Regions from separate parts of the Homo sapiens genome. Here region 1 is linked to region 2. The links are chromatin loops, found by intact Hi-C in ENCODE. Cell type or tissue: GM12878. All regions are shown on one strand. Each heading gives the region's core, and the rest is flanking DNA. Links, peaks and the distances in the headings are about the cores only. Region 1 has its middle 88 kb from the start of SLC39A8. Region 2 has its middle 120 kb from the start of NFKB1-AS1.

Region 1 (5,378 bases), core at 172-5,171, 370 kb before region 2:
TGAAGTCTGATTTTGCATGGCTTGTCAAGGTATATAAGTTATTCCCTCAGTTATCCTGCTCCTGCTCTTAAAAATCATATGGTTCTATACATAGAATATTATTTCAACACCATTATTTGTTCTGAACTCAAGGTTGTTTAGGTTATAGATTGAGGCCCCTTTTGGCTCCAAAACTTTTCAGTGGCATCAAATGTTAGTTACCCTCTCATAGTTGTCACTGAGGAACAACCTTCACTTTTGATGTATTAATTGTGCTAAGTGAAAAAAAGTAAAATATGTACAATGTTTCTATGTATTCCAAAGTGAAATAAAAATAAATAGAAATTATCCATGAGTTTTGAAAGATTTTTGCTCACCACTACTGGAACATAATAGAGATTTTACTATACTCTGCCTAGGAAGTTGACTCCTGACATTGATAGTGAAGTTCCAGAAAGTGCTGAGGAACTTTGCTAAATTCAAGAGCTGGGAATTTTGTTTGAAATAAATATCTCAATATTTAACTGCTGTATTAATTAGAAAAATTGTATTGCAAGAAACAGAAACCCAAATCAAATTAGTTAAAGCCAAAAAGGACATACTGAGATACTAGAATAACTTGGGTAACTTACAAAATTGAAGGAACTAAAGAAAAATAACTGAAAAGTACTAAGGATGTCAGGAACTAGAACCAAAGACAACACAACTCTCTCCAATCAGTCCCCATAGCTTCTACTGTTTTCTCAGCATCCATCTCATTTTCCCGGGTTTCTCCTTGTGCCAGGAACATGACCACCAGAAGCTCTGGGGTCAAATACAAGAGGCAAGAGTTTTGGCTCTCCACATCCTTAGAAGTTTCTGTGTAAAGATTACAATTGACCCAGACTGGGTGACTTGCCCAGCTTGTGGCAAATGGGTGAGGTTAAGTGCATTGGTTGACAATCTCCAGTAGGGGTTGGGAGAAACCAGTTTCTAAAAGGAAGAGTGAAGCTTTTACATGGACAAGGGCAGAAGTCAAGGTATGCAGAAACAATCAACAGAAGTGCATTACTCCAAACATATCCAGCAATGATTTTAATACCACTTTCACCAGTTTTGTCACCACAAAGTGACAGGACAACCCAGCTCCTAACTTATACAATGTCATCTTTATGACTATTCTAAAATGCTTTGAACTTTTTCATCTTAAAACACCAAAGGATCGCTATGACAGCGCAGGTGCTTTTTCTCACGTGCATCCTTCTACGAAATGCTTAGACATGAATTCTGAGGCTTACTTTTCACAAATTAAAAGATTTTTTCATGGAAACACAAAAGATACAAAAAGTAGAAAGATCCATATGAAGCACCTTCCTCCACAGTTTCTAAGCTTCTAAAATCAATGTTTCCCAGTTCATTAACAAGCTCGTACATAATTATTAGAGTAACACCATTAAGGTTAGCACATACAATGACTCCCAAAGAAAAAACATTGTCTATTTATAAGCATTGCTGTGAATGGGTGGAACGTCTCAGCAATACAGTCACAAGCAGCAGTCCCGGTGTTCTCACTCAGATATTCCACGTAGCACTTCATAGTATGCTTTAAGTGAGGGAATGTGACCTATAGATACATCTACACGAGAAGGATTCCCATAAGGCATAAACTGTTCAATAAACAATCATAAAAATATATTCATTCTTCCCTATCTAGAAATCTATGTCTTTATTTAAAAATACGTGATGATTCATGCTTAAGGACGTGTTGTTGGACAGTTGGTTACAGTCTTTTATCTAGTCAAAAGATTCTTATCTGCCAGAAATGTGATAAGTCCACTTATAACTAGTCTCTCAAAACATCCTAGATATTTTTCTCTGTATGCATAGTTAATCATACAAATTAATCTAACCTAATGCCATCTTGTTACCCTAAAATGTTTAATGATAATGGCTTATCATCTTTCATCCCCATAAATTTTCTCCTTGCTTTCAGTGAGCAGCAACTTCACTCCCATATACGCACTTGTTGTGTATTCCTTCTCCTGCCAAATTCACACAGTCACCTCCTCTTCCAGGATAAGACGTTTACTGCTGATAATCACAGCCACAGGGGAAACAAAGAACTGCCATGCTCAAATGAGGGTAAGGTGAGGCAGGTCCATTAATTTACAAAGGGACTGATTACAAACATGCAAGTGGGGTGCAGGGAAACCACAGGTGATGCTACATGAACGCAGGGCTGAAGACAGTAGAGCTGTTACTACCCCTAGGCCAAAGGGACAGAGAGATAGTGGGCACCAAAACCAAAGGAGGGGAATCTACAGGCAGGTGCTGGCCCAGCAACAGTTTTTTAGATGAACTAGGTACGGAAATTGAGAATAAGCATTTATAAACTTCAACAGTAATCCCAAAGAATAATTGTGTCTAATAAAAAATGAGGTTTATCTAATAATAAAAATGGGGTTGGATTTTCTATGTCTTTTTTTTTTTTTCCAAGATGGAGTCTTGCTCTGTTACCCATGCTAGAGTGCAGTGGCATTATCTCGGCTCACTGCAACCTCTGCCTCCCGGGTTCAATTCTCCTGCCTCAGCCTCCTGAATAACTGGGATTACAGGTGTCCGCCACCACCCCCAGCTAATTTATTTATTTATTTTTAATTGTATTTCATTTTTCTAGTAATTTCTTTGAATTCTATCTATTTACAGAAGTGCCAGCTATTGATAAATTGGAAATAAGGAAAACAAGCTGGGCCTTAGCCACAGATATTGTAAGAAGCTTTTCTGTAGAGAAGGCCTTCTTGGGCAAAACAGGCAGCCCAAGGATACCCAGTAGGAGGATAGTCAAGGAAATTGATACTCTATCCTTCCTCTCTTCACTTCCTCCAGTCTCTTGTCGAAGTTCTCCATTTGGCTATACCCACTGAGGTCCATGTGGGTCAGTCTCTGGAGGCAAAAAGCAGGATACAGAAGGGTGGAGAGTGGATCCCCATCCTGTACAGTTGAAAAGTCTATGTCCCCAACATTGCAAATGCACGAAGTCCCATCACCACAGAGTGATGTCATTTAGTCACGGAGTAATGTCTCCCTGTGCCACTTACCAACTTACTAACACTGAACTCCAAATTCACTCTAAATACATGCTCTGTCATAATGAACAGAATTCCTTTAGCACCCATCCTTTACAGTGAGCATGATATTGAGCTGTCTCAGTAGAGGGCGCTGGAGGGATACTGCAACAGGAAAGGGCTCTCCTGCTGTTTGCAGCTGCTGCAAGAGGTCAGCAGTGTGGGTGGGAGGGCTTTTGTCATGCTCTTCCCTGGCTGCATCCCTGAGCATGGGGTTCCTTTGCAACTTCTCAGCTGCAGCCTGGCCTAGCATTAAAAATAGAACCCATTACACAGGTTTGTTGTAAGTAAGTGTTTTTTGTTTTTTGTTTTTTTTTTTGAGACGGAGTCTTGCTTTGTCACCCAGGCTGGAGTGCAGTGGCGCGATCTCGGCTCACTGCAAGCTCCGCCTCCCTGATTAACACCATTCTCCTGCCTCAGCCTCCCGAGTAGCTGGGACTACAGGTGTGTGTAAGTACTAATTTTTAAAGGGCAGATATAATCAGTATATTAACATGCAGTTCTCACAGGGGTAACTAAAAACAACTTTTAATTTTATTCCTCACTGTCTGCTTGGGAGTGAAGGACTGGCTAGCCCTTCTCCTACCCCTGGATGAAACTTGGGGTGGCACAATGGCTGTTCTCACACAGGACTTTGGAGGGAATATAAAATCCTACAATTACTTCAAGACACAAACATAGTCTCAAGTCAGTTATTGAAAATGTCCAATCCAATGCATCAATCAGTAATTCAATTTGTATTCAAAGGTAAGACTTCTGGGAAGGAATCCTTCTCTTTTATTTCCTTACTCCCCACTGTTCACTAATTGGCTTTTGGCCCTTCCAGGGTTAAGTGCTCAGATGAAGGAAAGAAAAGGGGATAAAAAAGTTCATACTTGACAGATACTGTCAAAATGTTGCTTAATGCTGTCTGTCTGACAGATGCTTAAGACTAACCTTTCTTTTATAGACACTTTTGGGATTCTTCAGAGGGGTTCCTGCCAAGTGATGTATTCTAGTTCTCCAATTGCCCCACATGACTTAGTCCTTGGTTTTCCAGAAGTTCACTCAGTACTGACCTTCTTCTATTTTCAAGATAGTACCCCTCTTACACAAGATTTTAAATTGTTCCAAACCAGAACTTACACACCACTCGGCTCACACTAGACCATGGGAATATTCGTCTACCTTTTATCCCAACAAACTCTACGACTGAAGGTCAAGCTGGGGTAGCAACAACTCTCCTCACTTCACCTGCAAAAGCACTTGCCAGACCTCCTCTGAGCCTCTCTACAGACACCACCCGCAGTGTCTGTGAGGTCTGCTAATGGAGCTTGCCACAAAATACAGACTGAAACAAGTTTTATAAACTTCCTCAGCTTTTTGAGAGAGGGAAGAATTTCCCATTTGAATTCTTCCAAGGAGATTTCCCCCTGTACTCATAACTTTTCATCTTTATTTTTCTTTCCTATGACCCCTAAGCAAACATCCTGTTGGTGACCATAAGCTTGGCAATAAATTATCCACGTGTTGCCTCACTGGGGTTTTACTACCAGTTGGTCTATACTGTTGTGGGAATAACATGCACAGTCACTGCAGAAGGAATTAAGCCATTGTATAAACTTTAAAACATGCAAGCCCACCCATTAAAATTGTTCCTTGTTATTCTTACCGTATATATCCAAAGTAAATGAAGTTGAGATTTGATGTCATCAGTAGCCCATTTGATTATCTACAAGAATCAGATAACAAACTGGTATTATGGGGGAGAGATATAAATAGGAAATCAGTGATGTGCTCAAACTGTAAATCTAGCCCCGCCATGGCTTATTTCTATACCAGTTGCTTAGCATGGCCAACCCGAAAGTCAACGATTTTAATAGTCCCTGAATAGTATTATGATGATCTCTGGTTACTTAGTAGGGCCCTACCTAGCAGACTGTTTCTGCTTTACCACATTTGGATGTCAGATCCAACTTTTCTTGCACTGACTGGCTGTAATAACCCATATGGGGCAGGGGGAGAAATAAGTGGTTTTTTAAATTTACTTTTGCCAGTATGTGTTAATAGTACTTAGTTTCATAATTCTGGATGTGGCTCCAGTAATCAGAAGAGCTTTAAACAGAAAGATCAAAGTCCATAGAAAAGAGTTTTGTTTCCGTTTCCTTAGAATATAGATCATCCTGTGAAAAACATAGGATTTCTTCAAGGTAAATAAATAGTACTCACAGGAGGCTAAGGCAGAGAAACTATAATGACAAGTAGTTCAAGTGTGTAAAGAAAAATACTGGTTATTAGGAAAGACTGCTCAGATGG
Region 2 (5,378 bases), core at 314-5,313:
CACAGAGATCTCTGCTCTCCAACCTCTATGCTCCGTAGTTCCTTAAACGCTGCACAAGAAGTCCTGGGCTTGTAGACACCACAGTTAGCGTTCAAGAGGCCCTGGCCCTTTAAGATCCTACCCAAAAGAAAGGGACAAGCAAGTTTATCTTAGTTGTGTTCTGCAGAAAGCTGGAAAGACCTTGGCTCCCATTTTCTCAGATAAATTGGAAAGGAGCAGAAATTGGTTCTTGTGGAAATAATATTCTCTTCAGGCCAGAAGGATAGCAGATGAAACAAATTCTTGAAAACTTTTCTCCCAGGATTCCTTCTTGGGATCCAGGAAGCAGAGCTGGTGATGAAGATAGTGAGATGGAACCCTGAGGACTATGTTGGGGACACATCAGATCAGGGAAGGCTGTAAGTCGATGCCCAGTAGCAGACAACCAGGTTACTAGGTCTGTTCCCTGGCGAAAAGAGATCGATATTTTCTTCATTTCAAAACTGTTTCGCAGTTCCCTTTTTCCTTTTCCTAAAGCAATAATGCACAACTTATTTTTTGGCTTTAAAAAATTGAATGAAAAACTTCATGTCGTGGGTTTTTTTTTTTTTTACATTTCCAGCATCCCTTTTTATCACCTTATTCAAATGCAAATGTTCAAAAGTCTTTTGAAATAATTTTTTTCTGTAATTTTGAAAAAAATTCGCAAAATAAAAAACTTTAAATGTAAATGTTTTCATTTAGAAAATATTTTCAAGTACTGACTGTCATAGCAGCCTGAGAGGTGAACAGGGAGGGGTTTGAATTCCTGCCATTGTCCACAGGACAGAGTTGCTGATGTGCTGGAAGGCCCCTGGTCTAATGTAAAGAGCAAAGGCTGGGCCGGGACTCAGTCTTCAATCCCCATACTGTGCTCCTTGGCTTCACGCTGCAGCAGTGCGTCACGGAACACACAACTGTTTCAAAGGGGTGGGTCATGCCCAGGAAAGGGAAGAAGCTTGCCAACAGGGGGCTCTGAAGTATTATCCAAGGGTGGCCAAACAGCAGGAAGCCAGCATTCCCTCAACAAATGAACTCAGCTCCAGCACACATGATGCTTGGCACCGGTCCCCAAGAACAGGCCCAGGAAGAGGCCTTGAGTCCATGCTGACTTTCTTCCTCCTACCCACTCCTTCCAGCCCCACTCCTTTTGCTTTGGGGCCCTCAGAAGCTTTTTTTCTCCACCACTTGCTTCTTTCTGCCACTTCTTTGTGTCCCTTCACCTTCCCTCAACAATTCAAGCCAGGACCCCCAAAAAGCTATCCATGGGCCACCCACATTAATGCAGAATCCTGCCTCCCAGCTGAAGCAAAGCCTGGCCTAGGGAGGCCAAAGGGATCAGAAATGACATCCCCGTAAAGACCCATCGTAATCCCACAGACAGGTCCTGCTACAGGAGCAGGGCTGCCAAAAAGCAACATTCTTGTTCTCTTCCTTTAGGTCCTGAAGCTCCTGCCCCTCCACCACTGCTGCCAGCGACCACAGTAGCAGGGGGAATTTTACCTCCCCAGTATATGGAGACCATATATGCTCAGGAAGTGCATATATGCTCACAGATGAGCAAACCTCTCAGGCCTGATTGATGCAAGCAGTCCTTAGCATTCTTCTCCATCCCAGTTTTGATCTGGGAAGGTCAAAGCCACCATTTGGCCCCGCCTTCCTTTACTGCCTAGCCAAATGCACATCTTGAATGATGAGCAACATATGCACACAGCGTGTGGGCCAAGGACGATTTTGGTCCCTCCACCAGCAGAATGTAATTCCTTTCCCCAAATCACGCCCATAGCTCACAGTTTTGGCCCTTTCCTGATTGTTTTGTTACTAAGCCTTTAAATAGCTCATCTGACTTCTCCTCTGTCAATCATCTATTCAGGAGGCTTGGTACCAAGTTTTCATAGATCCATAGTAAGTAAATTTGAATTAAAAAGCATTTATATGCCACACTTTTGCCAAGGTAGCAACAGTGGATGGAAATGAAATACACATGCTTCTCCACTTACAATGGGGTTATGTCCTGATAAACCCATTATAAGTCAAAAGTGCACTTAATACCTTGATAAACCCATCATAAAGTCAAAAAGTCATAAAATCGTAAGTCAAACCATTGTTAAGTCTGGGACCTGTCTGTAACCAAAAGACAGGCAGAAAGTAGACAAATTTGCTCTGTGGATCTGAACCTTGTGATCCAGCTATGCTGGTGCTCAGCCTTTATTAGCCCTGGATCCATGGAAGAAACCAGAGCTCAGCAAACAGAGACGCCCTTTGGGTTCCTTCTTTCTCCTTCCACCCTTCCTCCTCACCTCCCTCCTTCCTCTTTCTCCCTTTCTCTCTCCCTGTGTCTATCTCTTCTCTCTCCTTTCCTTTCTCTCCTTTTCTCATTGTCTTCCTTTCTCTCCCTTCTACTTTTCTCTCTCCCCTCCGCTTTCTCTTTCTCTCTTTTCTCTCTCTCTTCCTTTCTCTTTCTCTCTCACCATTTCTTTCCTTTTCTCTCTCATTCTTCTTCTCTCCCTTCCTTTTTCCTTTCTCTTTCTCTCCTAGTCTCTTTCTCTCAACTCTTCTCTTTCTCTTTCTTTTTCTCTTTCTCTTTTTCTCTTTCTCCCACCTCTTTCCCCCTTCATCCCTCCCTTCTTTTCTTTCTCTTTATTTCCTTCTTTAAGGTACTTTCACATTCATGCATTCCTCTGGGGCACTGGCATCCAACTCCCTGAAGCCCAGAAGGTGAGGGGTTTGGGGAGCAGCCCTGCAAGTGTTTCCTTAGGCTCCCCTCGCCTCGCTGAAGGCAGCAAATGCCCTGTACTCTGGGGAAGCCTCCAGGAAGCCAGCACCCTGGCCCAGGGCAGTCCCTTCTGCACACCACTAGCCTCATTTCCTGAGCACAAGAGGCCTCTGCTGGAAGAAGCAGAACTTTGCACAATCATCCAACAGCTGGCTTGCCTATTGCTACTCAATTTTATTTTATTTTATTTTATTTTATTTTATTTTATTTTATTTTATTTTATTTTATTGCTTCTGTAAAATTGGAAAAACCTTACCAAAAAAAAGGAATTAGAAATTTCTTCAGCTTTCTGCCTGGATTTTTCTCCTTCAACTCAGTTCATGAAGCCTGTTGATTATTTTCCCTCAGTACAGAAGGCTTAAGTTGCTCTTTCCTTTTAGCAAGCGGAATCAAAGATTCTTAGGCCTGAACACTTCAGCCACCACCAGCCTTATCCTTTGAGGGATGATATTGATAAACCAACATTTATTGCATTTACTACATTTATATCTTTATTTTATTTAATCCTCACAGGAACACTGTGAGATAGTTATTACCATTAATCTCAACTTCAAGATAAGGAAACTGAGGCTTAGAGGTTAAGTGATTGGTCCAAGGCCAGTACCGGGAGGTTCAGTATCAGAGCATGAGCCCATAGCCCTTGCACCACATGCAGTCTTCACACTTACACACGCACGTGCATGCACACACAATTTGGATCTTTGACAAGGCAAAATTTCATTCATGTTTGTAAGTTGACTAGTTAAAAATCTTTTCATTCCAATACCAAAAATATGGGTAGGGAAGCATGCCAGTCACCCACTTTGGCTTGAGAGCTCATTGTAAAAGAGCAGGGGCCCTTCCTTCACCCACTTTGGCAATTTTTTTTTTTTTTTTGAGATGGAGTCTCGCTCTGTCGCCCAGGCTGGAGTGCAGTGGCGCCATCTCGGCTCATTGCAAGCTCCGCCTCCCGGGTTCACGCCATTCTCCTGCCTCAGCCTCCCGAGTAGCTGGGACTACAGGAGCCCGCCACCACGCACGGCTAATTTTTTGTATTTTTAGTAGAGACGAGGTTTCACCCTGTTAGCCAGGATGGTCTCGATCTCCTGACCTGATGATCCACCCGCCTCGGCCTCCCAAAGTGCAGGGATTACAGGCGTGAGTCACCGCTCCCAGCCCACTTCAGCAAATTATGTCCCCAACAGCCTTCCTCACTAGAGGCACCACTGCCACTGCAGCATCCCAGCACAAGGAAGTAGGTGACGCATCTCCCAACAGGACACCCAGGTGCCCACACTGCCCTCTCCAAGGCCCAGATATGTTTGACCTCAAAGACCCATGTCTTTATCCACGAGGATGCTTTTAATGATAAAATGAGAATGCCTGACTATAAGTGGGCTAAACAAATAAGGGCTTTAAAAAATACCATTACAAGATCAGCGATAGATACATCGATATTTTACATGGAATCTTTCCCTTTTTAAATGTTAGCATGTAATTCAACTTTTTAAAACACAGTCTAGACCATGACCTGCTGGTCAAATATGACCTAAATCTTCAGGATGACAAGGCAGGGTGCGGGGGGATCCAGGTCCTACCTGCTCCTCTCCCAGGCTCACTGCTGCCCCCGACACCTCCAGCTCTCCTGTCTGATGCTGTTCACAGCCACCACCCAATGCCTGCACACGTTCAGTTCTGCCCACCTCCCTAGATTTCTTCTGATGGCTTCACACAGAGGCAATGATGATTGTAATAGCTCACATTTGGTGGATAGTTATCATGTGCTATCAATAATCTGTGCATTATCTCCTTTATACCTCACAATTAACCTATGAAGCAGATACTGTTGTTATTGTTCCCATGTTTAAAGAAACTAAGGCACAGAAAGACTCAGTAGCCTGTATCCAATGAAGAACAGCCTGCTACTGGTGGATCTGGGACTGAAACACAAGTAAGTCCGATTTCAACGCCCACACCTTTAACTGCTGTATCAATTAGGATGCTTTGGGTTGTAAAATCAGAACACCTGACTACAAGATTAAACAATTAAGCCTTTATTTTTTACCACATTATAATAAGACCACAGTTAGATGGTTGCAGGGTTAATTTAGCAGCTAAACATCTCTGACACCCCCTGTCAAATATGTTTCTTTAAGATCACCAAAAAAAGGCTGCAGCAGCTCCAAGTGTCAGGCCCTCAAATAGCTTCTCAATTTTACCCAACAGCAGAGGGTTTTGCCTCAGGTCTATCCCTTATCAGGCAGGGAAACCTTCCCCCAGAAACCCCACATTAGACATCAACTTATGATTCATTCTTGAAATGTGTCATGGGCCTAACCCTACATCAATCACTGGCAATGGAGACTAGGATTAGAATAACAAATTATGATTCAGTCTCTGAGGCTGGACATGGCCACCTCTATTAGCAGAGAGGAGGAAGATCTGGCTGTGAGGTGGCCAGCCAACACTGTCTGCTCCAACTACTGGCAGTGGTCCAATAAATTTTACAAAACCAACAAAAAGTAACAGGAACAGAATCAGAACAAGGGGGTTGTTCCCACCTAAATTATGAGGCAGGGATGAGTGCTAGTTCTCAAACAGAAAT

What was found. A loop is a pair of places that touch in the nucleus more often than their neighbours do. Peaks named below come from ENCODE experiments on the same cell type or tissue, not always from the same donor. Only the 100,000 strongest peaks of a DNase experiment are listed, where the experiment ranks them.
Region 1: a loop joins it to region 2, with 4 times the contacts of the local background. A loop is called at or near these places in 2 of 110 quality-filtered maps.

What each region holds. Positions count from the first base shown.
Region 1 is chr4:102,254,721-102,260,098 of GRCh38, forward strand. It overlaps a transcript of SLC39A8 not described here. Among named protein-coding and RNA genes, the nearest start is that of SLC39A8, 88 kb to the right of the region's middle. In GM12878, for the core only: a CTCF peak has its summit at 3,176 (motif pointing right); a DNase peak (open chromatin) is centred at 3,120.
Region 2 is chr4:102,622,874-102,628,251 of GRCh38, forward strand. No RefSeq gene overlaps it. Among named protein-coding and RNA genes, the nearest start is that of NFKB1-AS1, 120 kb to the left of the region's middle. In GM12878, for the core only: CTCF peaks have their summits at 995 (motif pointing right) and 2,899; a DNase peak (open chromatin) is centred at 2,859.